Linked DNA regions of Homo sapiens: region 1 is linked to region 2. Evidence: chromatin contacts called from ENCODE Hi-C data. All regions are on one chromosome and are shown on one strand. Each heading gives the region's core, a stretch centred on a gene start or an enhancer-like site at or near the end of the contact. The rest is flanking DNA. Distances are from core to core; before and after follow the strand shown.

Region 1 (4,778 bases), core at 922-3,421, 770 kb after region 2:
CTACCTGACAAATGCAAAGTCATATACAAAATACAAAGTTGCTATTATTGATGACCCTTCAATTTGATCATCTTATCTATTAAAATGTCTATTTTTAAAACTATAAAAATGCATCTTTGATCCATTGAAGAGACTTTATATCTTACCGGGAGAAACCTAGCAGACAAATTCATGGTGGGTATAGTTACCTTTTTCCCTCATTGGTTCCTAGGCATTGCTTCACACTCACAGATAACCTGTTTGACCTTTTCTTCTAAGGTCTGGGATGTATTTAAGAACAAATGACCACTGCCTATGGAATTCTTTCTTCTAGATTTTTTGTCCAATAGCTGAATTGGATTTGAAATAGGGGAGGCTTAAAAAGGAGAGTTGACTGTTGGTTTTAAAAACGTATCTCTAAAGAGGACTCATCATTGTTCTGAGAAAACAAAAATCCGGGACTTCTAAAAATAACTGCTGATTGCCTTGGAGTTGGGCTGGTGCATATGAACAATTTACATTCTGCTCTTTGGGAGCTGGTGACTCTTCTGGAAATTGGGGCTCTTTTAGTGGACATTGTTGATGCAGGCATAGTTGGCTTTTGTTTCCATGTGCTTCTCAGAAACTCTTGCTCTGCTCCGCAGACATTTGTATGTGTCAAAGAAGTATATGGGGCTGAGTGCAGTGGCTCATGCCTGTAACCCCAACACTTTGGGAGGCCGAGGCTGGAGGATCACTTGAGCCCAGGAGTTCAACACCAGCCTGGGCAACACAGTGAGATCCCATCTCTACAAAAAATTTAAAAAATGAAAAAGAATCAGATGGGATGAGAGAGTCCATAGGTCAGGTTCTCCAAGAGTAGTTTTCAGGAGCCATGTAAGTGGCCCTAGAGATTCTGAACTTTAAAATGTTAAAACTGCTTTGATTTCACAGACACCCTTTCAAAAGATTATCTCAGATTACTGGAAGACTTTCTTGTTAAGTTTAGAGAATTTTGCATTTTGCTTAGAAATCATTTTCAAGTTTTATTAGAACATTTACTAGCAATGGTGCTAATTATTTTAAATATGACCCTGGAAATGGGCTATGTCAGCTTGAAAAGACTATTTTTAACGGAATTTGGTTTTAAAGGCAGGTTTTATAGACATTATAGTAATACCGTTGTTATCTAATTAGCATCCACTGCGTAAATGTACATGATATTAGAGAGGCAAGTATACATAAAATTATAAATTGTGACATTTTATGAGTTTTTTTTTTATTATGAGTCTTCTATAGTCATCATTACTTAACAGTGTGAAATGTGGTCTTAGACATTACATCATGTAAAGACCAGGAGACAAAAAAAAACTGAGGATCAATTTTTGATTATAATAAAGTTTTAGTATGAGGCATTTCTGAATATGTGTCATGAATATGAGTCATGATTTTCACACCAAACCTGACCTATTATGATTATGCTTCAACTTCATGGGGTTTTCAGTATTTAAATTCTAAACCCAATTCTAAGGTTTCAAAATGATTCACATTCAAACCTACTTTTATGTTTTATAATTAAATAAGAAAATATTGCTTATACCTACATTTTTATTATTCTTGGGCATATTATAATTATTTCTTTAATTTCACCAATAAAATAGCCCATTTCTTCATTAGTAAATTATCAGGCTATCTCAATAAAAAAATTAGTTTGAATGTGGCTTGCCATCTCAAAGAGTCATTTCAGTTTGGAATTTTCTCACTTTTTTCATTTGTTCTTTTTGTAAAATGTGAAGATACTTTCTAGGTAAATTAATCCCTTCCAAACGGTAAAATAACTTTCTTCTTGGAAAGAGTTATTACAGTCTTATTCTTTACAATCTTAAATACCACTTAGGTTAGCGTGAACAATACATGAAAAAAATTACACTAGTTAAAAAAAGAATGATTGCGACCTAGGCCAAGTGCATTGCAATTATATGTTCATGGAAAAGTGAGCTTTCTACTGGGAAGAGCACGATATAGATGCCCATGAAATTTCCAAAGTTTAAGTATTTTTGTAAATTAGGTTGTTCCTAGTTAAACAGGTGGCTTTAAAGGCTGGTTTCACTGTTGTTTTAATCATAGTTTAGTTACCATGGAGAAATATGCAAGTTAGCATTTATACACAGAAGTGAAATTTATGCTGCATAGATAATAGCCTAAATTTAGCTTGACTTAAGTTTACCACTTCCTTTTTTTTAAACAAAAAGAATAGTAATATATCACATATATCCATTAACAAGTTAATTTCTTTAAACGCGACTGTTATATTTTTAGAGAATTTCTTTTCTTAAGCCTCAGACACCTCTGTCACTGTGACCTCTTCCAGTGCTGAGTATAATGTAACATATTACATCAGATTTGCTCTAATTGTTTCACCCTTAGGTTTAATAAAACACTTTGCTGAGTTTAAAATCAGTTATGTGGTGAAAAAGTAATGTTTGGACACATTGCATCTAGTTGAGTTTTATAAAGGACTATTATTTTCTACTGAAAATCTTTAGGAAATGTGCCATGCTGATAGGACCAATCTGATATCATAACCCAACGATAATTTTGATTAGATATGTTTTCTAAAGAAAATTCAGAGACAGGTCTATTTCTAATGAACTGTTTTGATCTTAATGCCTTCTTCACTGAGTAATAGATTTTTCACTCTGAATTAAGATGTTCGTCTGTGTGGAATCCAGCATCCGTGAGCTGTCTTTCCTGCTTTACCCTGTACCCCTGAACGAAGGCTAAGTTTTCAAGGACAAATGTAGTAAAAGTGTCCTGATCCAACATGAGGTCCCCCAGCACAGAGAGAGAGCAGCAGATCCCTTTCAACACCAGCTGTTCTCACAGATATAGATTGCTGCAGTGAAATTTTCTTAATATAATTCAGGAAGCTCTAGAGAATTCTCCAAAACAACTGTGCCAACAAGGAAAATGTTGAATTTTTCATCAGCTGCCCAATGCTGAGAGTTAGTGGGCAATCCGTTCATTCATGACCAGATGTTCAGTGTAGTAACGCTCCGCAGTTAACTTGAACCTTGTGGCCTGTTTACCATTGGCTGCAAGGACATTGGCAGCAACCTGGCATTGGAGAATTGAGGCCCGCACAAGCGAAAGACCGAAGTGTGTGTCTGTGGCTTCCTGGTTTTCACCAGCGACCAGACAAGGTAGGGAATGATGAAAGAAAGGAAAGACATCACATCAATCATTTTGGAGGTGGGAGAATTTGCTATATGATTGTGTCTTGGGGGAACAGTAGGCAAATTCTTAAACTCATTTTTATTTGGAAAGAAAGGCAGTCTTTGTTTATTTAGTTAGGCAGATTTTTCAACCTATGTCTAAACCATGAAACTTTTTGTAGTGGGGGCAAGTAGGCATGGGTGGTTAAGACAGTAAGAAAAAGATTTCTAAATTTAAACTGGAGGAAGTCAATAAAATTGACTCTTAATATTGAAACCTGACAAAGTCCAATCTAGAATTGGAAATATGTGATATTTTTGTTTTAGGTGAGTGTTATTATTACAAGTGGAGAATACTTAGATCTTCCATTCATACAGATTCATCATTTCCTTCATATACATGTTTGGAGGCCATGACATTTTTGTGAGCTCTTTGAAGTAATGATGTTCAGCGGGAGGGGGAACTTAGATGGAGCAGGAGTTTTTGAACAAACAATTTGATTTTTTACTTTGAAAAGGATTTTGCCTGCAAATAATTAACAGTGTTTAATTCTGGATTTGCAACAGGCCAGGCCTGGGGAGGGCAGAGTTTGATAACGTGAGGCTTGTCTCAGATGGGGGGCTCATCTCTTCCTGACTACACGGCACTGCACAAGAATTTGAACTGTTTATTTCAAAGCAGCATGCACAAAGGAACTTTTAAAATCTTTCTTATTTAACCGTTTTTAACTTGGGCCACGTCTGCAAGAAGTTGCCATGTCTGCAAGAAGTTGGCCTTTGTTTACTTGAAACTGGAACAGAATGTCATCATGGAATAAACCTTTCGCTTTTTGGAGACTTGGATTGTTTTTCTCTTCCTATAGAATTCTTGACTGCCCCCCCCAACCCCCCTCCCCACCACACACACACACATCCTTACTGACGCCCATCCATGAGGCACAACTGTAACTTGCAGGACCTTTTAAGCAGAAGCCTTGCAGTAAGGATATTTGCTTTGGCAGAGCTTTCTGCCTTTGGTTTACAAAGTTGCAGTGAACACTTCCTTTGCATTTCCTGCTTACAGAGAAGGTGGGTTGCATGTCGCACTGAGATATGGAAATTCCTCATGACTCCATTTCAAGCCTGAACCTCTTGGCCCTTAGAATCCCACTGCTGAAGTATGTGTTTCTTTTGTCTGGGTGATTTTTTCTTTTTCTGAAAAGTCCCTTGGCTTGTTGACTTAGAAAGAGGAGGTTTTGAGTTACAGCAGGTCCTGACTTAGGGCTGCTGGGATGCAAGGTGAAGGCATTGCGTTGTTTTCCTGGATGCTAACTTGCTGATAGAAAAGTGAGAACCAGTTTACAGTAGCTCTGACACTACTGTTACCTTTCTGCAGTCCTCTCCAGCTGCTCCGAGCCCTTCGATGCCTTCGCCATGCACACAGTTTGTTCTTGGGTGTGAAAGCAAATAGTATTTGAGTTGGCAGCGACTTCTCTTTCAGTGGAGTTTGCTGCCTCGGCAAGAAACCGCAGCCTGAGCTTTCTGCTGCTGAAGGTTTCCACTGGCAGGATGGCCTTTTCCCACATTTCCTTGGTTTGAGGAAACAGATTTTTGAACTTTTTTTTT
Region 2 (4,672 bases), core at 159-2,658:
TGAATCAGTCACCTTCCCCCACTCCTAGCCACCACAACTTAGCCAGAAGCCACCATTTTCTTTGGCTGGGATTTTGGCAACAGGCTCATAACAGGTCTGCAGGCCTTGAGTCTGGAGGCCTCGCCTAGTCCATTCCCTTCTGGCAAGCCAGAGAGCAAATCTGCAGCAGTCCTGCCCCGATACCTACTGCAACCTGGGAGAAGAGCACAAAGGAGGGTGCAAGGCCCATCTCCAGCCCCACGCATGTGGACCCCACAGACTGCAAGTCCAAGAGTTGCCCACCCCTCCTGTACACACACGGTTGCCTCTCAGATTGGCCTGCTGGACAAAAGCTGTAGCAGCCTCCCTGGAGAAGGAAGAGGGACAAGAGAAAGAGGTGTGCACAGACCCTAAAGGTAGGCTCAGGATGTTTGGAGCAGGAGTTCCAAGTATGTAAAGCATGATGCATAAAGAAGTGGATGTAGGTTCCAGGTGGCGAATCCTTAGGTATCACCACTCCTCAACCAGGTTGTCGGGGAGGCAGTGGGCTCCAGGGTAGAGCCCTATAAATCACACCCTAAGCAAGAACCTCAGGTGCCCGTGTCTAAAGGTGTAACAGTGTGCAAATGTAACCTACATGACCCTTCATCATTCACAGGATCAAGTGCCCACGCCTTGGTCTACCAGGCCTCTCCCAGTCTGGCTCCTGCCTACCTGTCTTTCTTGCCCTTGACTGTGTCTGGCTCTCGTCCCTAGGTGCCCCATGCTGTCTCACTGCAGGGACTTTACAGCACGTGACCTCCTCTGGGCCTTGCCCTGGATGACATCTCATCTTTGCTGTGCTCTGCTCAGAGATCATTCTTCCCTGGCACCCCAGTCCGCCAGCTCTAGACTTAAGTCTGGGTTGGCTTCTAGTCTTTGGCCTTCACAGCTTTCATATCCTCTCTGTCCTCCACCACAACAAAGCATGACAGCTATCATTAGGCAGTGCTCACTATTTACAGCTAAGGGCACTGAGTGCTTCCAGTAACTCTATGACATGCATGCTGTGTTTATGCCCATTTTACAGGTGAGGGAACTGAGATGAAGCATCGTAACTAATTTGGCCACAGGGCCAGCTAATAAGAGAGTCAGGCTCCAAGTTTAGACACCAAGCTTTTAACCACTGTGCCAGTGATTTTCGGTCCTTAAACTTTTGAGTACAACAGAATCACTGGTGTGCACACGATTGATGTGCAGCAGAGGGGAGAGAGTAAGTTTATTAAAGTACAGACTCCTGGGCCCCACCAATCCAGAGATTCTGATTCTATAGGTCAAAGGTGGGGCCCAGAAAGCTGCATTTTTATAAGCTCCCCAGGGGATTCAGATGCAGGTATTAGGGGGAACCACACTTGGAGAATCACACACTTTCCTGCCTAACCGCAAGTCCTAAACTGCAACCCGCTAAATATAATTAGGTCTTCTGGGCTCAGCAGGGCCCCTGAGAAGGAGGAAGAAGATACTGCGTGCATCTAGCAAGTTCTCCACACCACCTGTGGTGGTGGTTGGAGTGGGGAGGGCCTTTCCCTGGGGGGAAGATACACACCCTGGTTGCATCATATAGACACAACACCAGAGCCATAATCTGGGGTGTCCAGAAGCCAGCACACCCTCCACATTCTGTGTTCAGCTCCGGCTTGGCCACAATTACCTGGAACCTGGTCTGTCTGCCCCTGCCCCACCCCTCTGGCTGCTGCTAGTTAACTGGAAGCTGTGGCCACAGGGCGTATGGGCTGAGAACATAATTAGGGAGCCCATTCCCAGCCGAACAGCCGGAGGACTTTTGTACCTTGTCCATCTCTTCTCTGAGACTTGTCAAGACACTCAGTGGTTGGTCAGCAGCCCTGACTTGGGTACCATAAAGCAGGGAGGATGGGGGGCAGCAAAGAGGACTGTGTGGTGACCTCACTGGGTGGTCTCCTTCAAGCCTTTCCAGCTCTGCCAGCAAGAACAAAGTGACAAGGCCTCTTCTTAGAAGGAGGAAAGAGATGTGTCCTCAACTCAGGGGACAGCCAGGGCGATCTGAGACACTGGGCCTTTCTTTCACCTCATTGTTTCCTCTGTCATAATTTTCAATTTTCCCCTGCCTTTCTTTCTTTCTTCTTTTTTTTTTTTTTTTTTTTTTTAGATGGAGTCTCGCTCTGTTGCCCAGGCTGGAGTGCAGTAGCGTGATCTTGGCTCACTGCAACCTCTGCCTCCCGGGTTCAAACTATTCTCCTGAGTCAGTCTCCCCACTAGCTGGGATTACAGGCATGTACCACCACACCCAGCTAATTTTTGTATTTTTAGTAGAGATGGGGGTTTCACCACGCTGGCCAGGCTGGTCTCGAACTCCTGACCTCAAGTGATCTGCCCATCTCGCCTCCCAAAGTGCTGGGATTACAGGTGTGAGCTACCGCGCCTGGCCTCCCCTGGATTTCTATTCCTTTCTTAATCATCTTCTCTGTCCCTGTCCACTTTACCTTTTGAGAGAGATTATTCCCAGAGTCCCCAGTGAGTCATCTGTAGCCAGGTTGTGACCCCCTGACCAAGCAGGGCCAATGGGATTTCCCTCCCAGTGACCTGGCCTTAGGGCTCAGACTTACAAATCAAGTCGCTTCGTGGACTAAACCTTTAAGGTGCATAGACTTGGGCTGGAGCTGCCTGTGCTGGGGTGGTTGGGGTGGCCGTGCTGGGGAGGCATTTGGGAGTCACATGTTCTGGTGTGCAAACAGAGAGCTGGGGGCTGGTCTACAGCAAAAAGCAGGCAAATGAAGCAGAGAAGGAGAAAAGTGCTCCTTAAGAACCCAAAGAGAGAGGAGGAAGAGCCCATTTGCTTCCTGCCAGCTTTCCAATTCCCAGCACCAGTCTGTTGTGAGGAATTTCTAGTCTTAAACTAGAGGATACCCAGATGAATTCTTGTCCTTGTGACCTGCAAGATAACCTAACTCCTCAGGATTGCTTTCCCTGTGTTTAAGTTAGCGCAAGTGAGTTTGTTTTGGTCAAGCAAATCATCCCTTATGAAGACAGCCCTGCCAGGAGAGGTGAGTCCTGGGCTGACACACCCGGTGAGTTACAAACACTGGCTGAGCTTGGGGCTGTGCCAGGCATAGGATTTGATGAGCAACGAAAGAGACGCTGTCTCCACTGTCCGGGAACAGTGAGGGTGAGAGGAGTCAGCGGTGCAGAGAAGCAGGGTGGGGCTTCATCCTCAGGGAACGGCATTGATAGAAGCTCGAGCAACGATCGTTCCTATTATGTATGTTAAGCAAAGGGGCTGGGGGCAAGGTCAGAATGCCAGGATTCAAACTGGAGATCTGCCAGGGGCTAACCATGTGGCCCTGCGCACATTTCTTAAACTCTAGAGACTTCAATTTTCTCAGCTATGACATACAGATGGTGACCCTTGGAGTGCACTTATACTTAGAACAATGCCTCGCACTTAGGAAGTACTCAGTATTTGTCAGCTATTATTTTTTTCTCTGGGCGTTGGGGAGGGTGCTGGCTAGAGACAAGTGTCTTGAATTATATTAGCAGGGCCATATCATTGAAGGTTTTATAGATCCAGCAAAGGAGTTTTGCTTTTATCCAGAAAAACTATGGGAAACTTGAAGAATTGTAAGCCAGCAAGGGGCCTGGTCAGATGAATGCAGGGGTTTTCAACCAGCCTCCAATCTGAAGACATTGCTAGTTGTTACAACCTGGCCAGGGGCCAGGGAGGTGCAACTGGCCTCTGGTGGGTAGAGGTCAGGGTTGCCACTAGCCATCTTACAGGGTGTAGGACAGTCTTCTAAAACAAAGAATTATTTGGCCCAAAATGTCAATAGTGCCAAGGTGGAGAAAGCCTGGATTAATGTATTATAAAGAAGAGAAATTCTCAAAGAACTTAACACAGAGCTACCATTCAACCCAGCAATCCCATTACTGGGTATATATCCAAAAGAAATTATTCTACCAAAAAGATACATGCACTTGAATGTTCATTGCAGCACTATTCACAATAGCAAAGACATGGAATCAAGTTAAATGCCCATCAATGGTGGACTGGATAAAGAAAATGTGGTACGTATACATTGTGGAATACTACACAGCCATAAAAAATGAACAAAATTATGTCCTTTGCAGCAACATGGATGCAGCTGAAGGCCATTATCCTAAGCAAATTAATGCAGGAACAGAAAACCAAATACCGCATGTTCTCACTTATAAGTAGAAGCTAAACATCGGGCACTCATGGACATAAAGATGGCAGCAATAGACACTGGAGAGTACTAGAGCAGAGAGGGAGGAGGACAAGGTTTGAAAAACTAACTGTGGGTACTATGCTCAGTATGGGGGTGATGGGATGAATTGTACCCCAAACCTCAGCATCATGCAATATACCCAGGTAACAAACCTGCACGTGTACCCCCTCCATCTAAAGTTGAAATTATTAAAAAAAAAAAAAAGAGAGAGAGAGAAGAGTAATTAATTAGAAATGAACCTTTCCCACCCCAGGGGGCTCAGTTTCCCCGTCTATCAAAAGACGCACATAGGAGGATTTAGAAGGCTGAGTGCTGTGTGGCTTCCATGCCTGACCTTCCACGATCTGCTTATTCTCCTGTTGCGATGGACCCCCTGTCCTGGACCCTTCTGACACCAGCTATGTGGTCCTGACCCTGGGCCTCCTGAGCCT

Evidence for each region. A loop is a pair of places that touch in the nucleus more often than their neighbours do. Pooled maps may share reads with other maps.
Region 1: a pooled map shows a loop between it and region 2 (11-fold over the local background). The contact joins two enhancer-like sites. A Hi-C loop is called at or near these places in 2 of 37 single-sample maps with no recorded cell type and 3 of 50 pooled maps.

What each region holds. Positions count from the first base shown.
Region 1 is chr3:71,389,869-71,394,646 of GRCh38, reverse strand. All of the region lies in intron 3 of FOXP1 (forkhead box P1), which reads left to right. Among named protein-coding and RNA genes, the nearest start is that of FOXP1-AS1, 100 kb to the right of the region's middle. RefSeq lists an enhancer at 2,315-2,394 and a silencer at 4,075-4,369. Within about 2 kb of position 2,171, at least 4 of the 41 ENCODE cell types and tissues checked have a DNase peak (open chromatin) inside an H3K27ac peak, as active enhancers do.
Region 2 is chr3:72,160,872-72,165,543 of GRCh38, reverse strand. All of the region lies in intron 2 of LINC00870 (long intergenic non-protein coding RNA 870), which reads right to left. Among named protein-coding and RNA genes, the nearest start is that of LINC00870, 12 kb to the right of the region's middle. RefSeq lists enhancers at 741-850, 1,361-1,630, 2,631-2,730, 2,751-2,800. Within about 2 kb of position 1,408, at least 4 of the 41 ENCODE cell types and tissues checked have a DNase peak (open chromatin) inside an H3K27ac peak, as active enhancers do.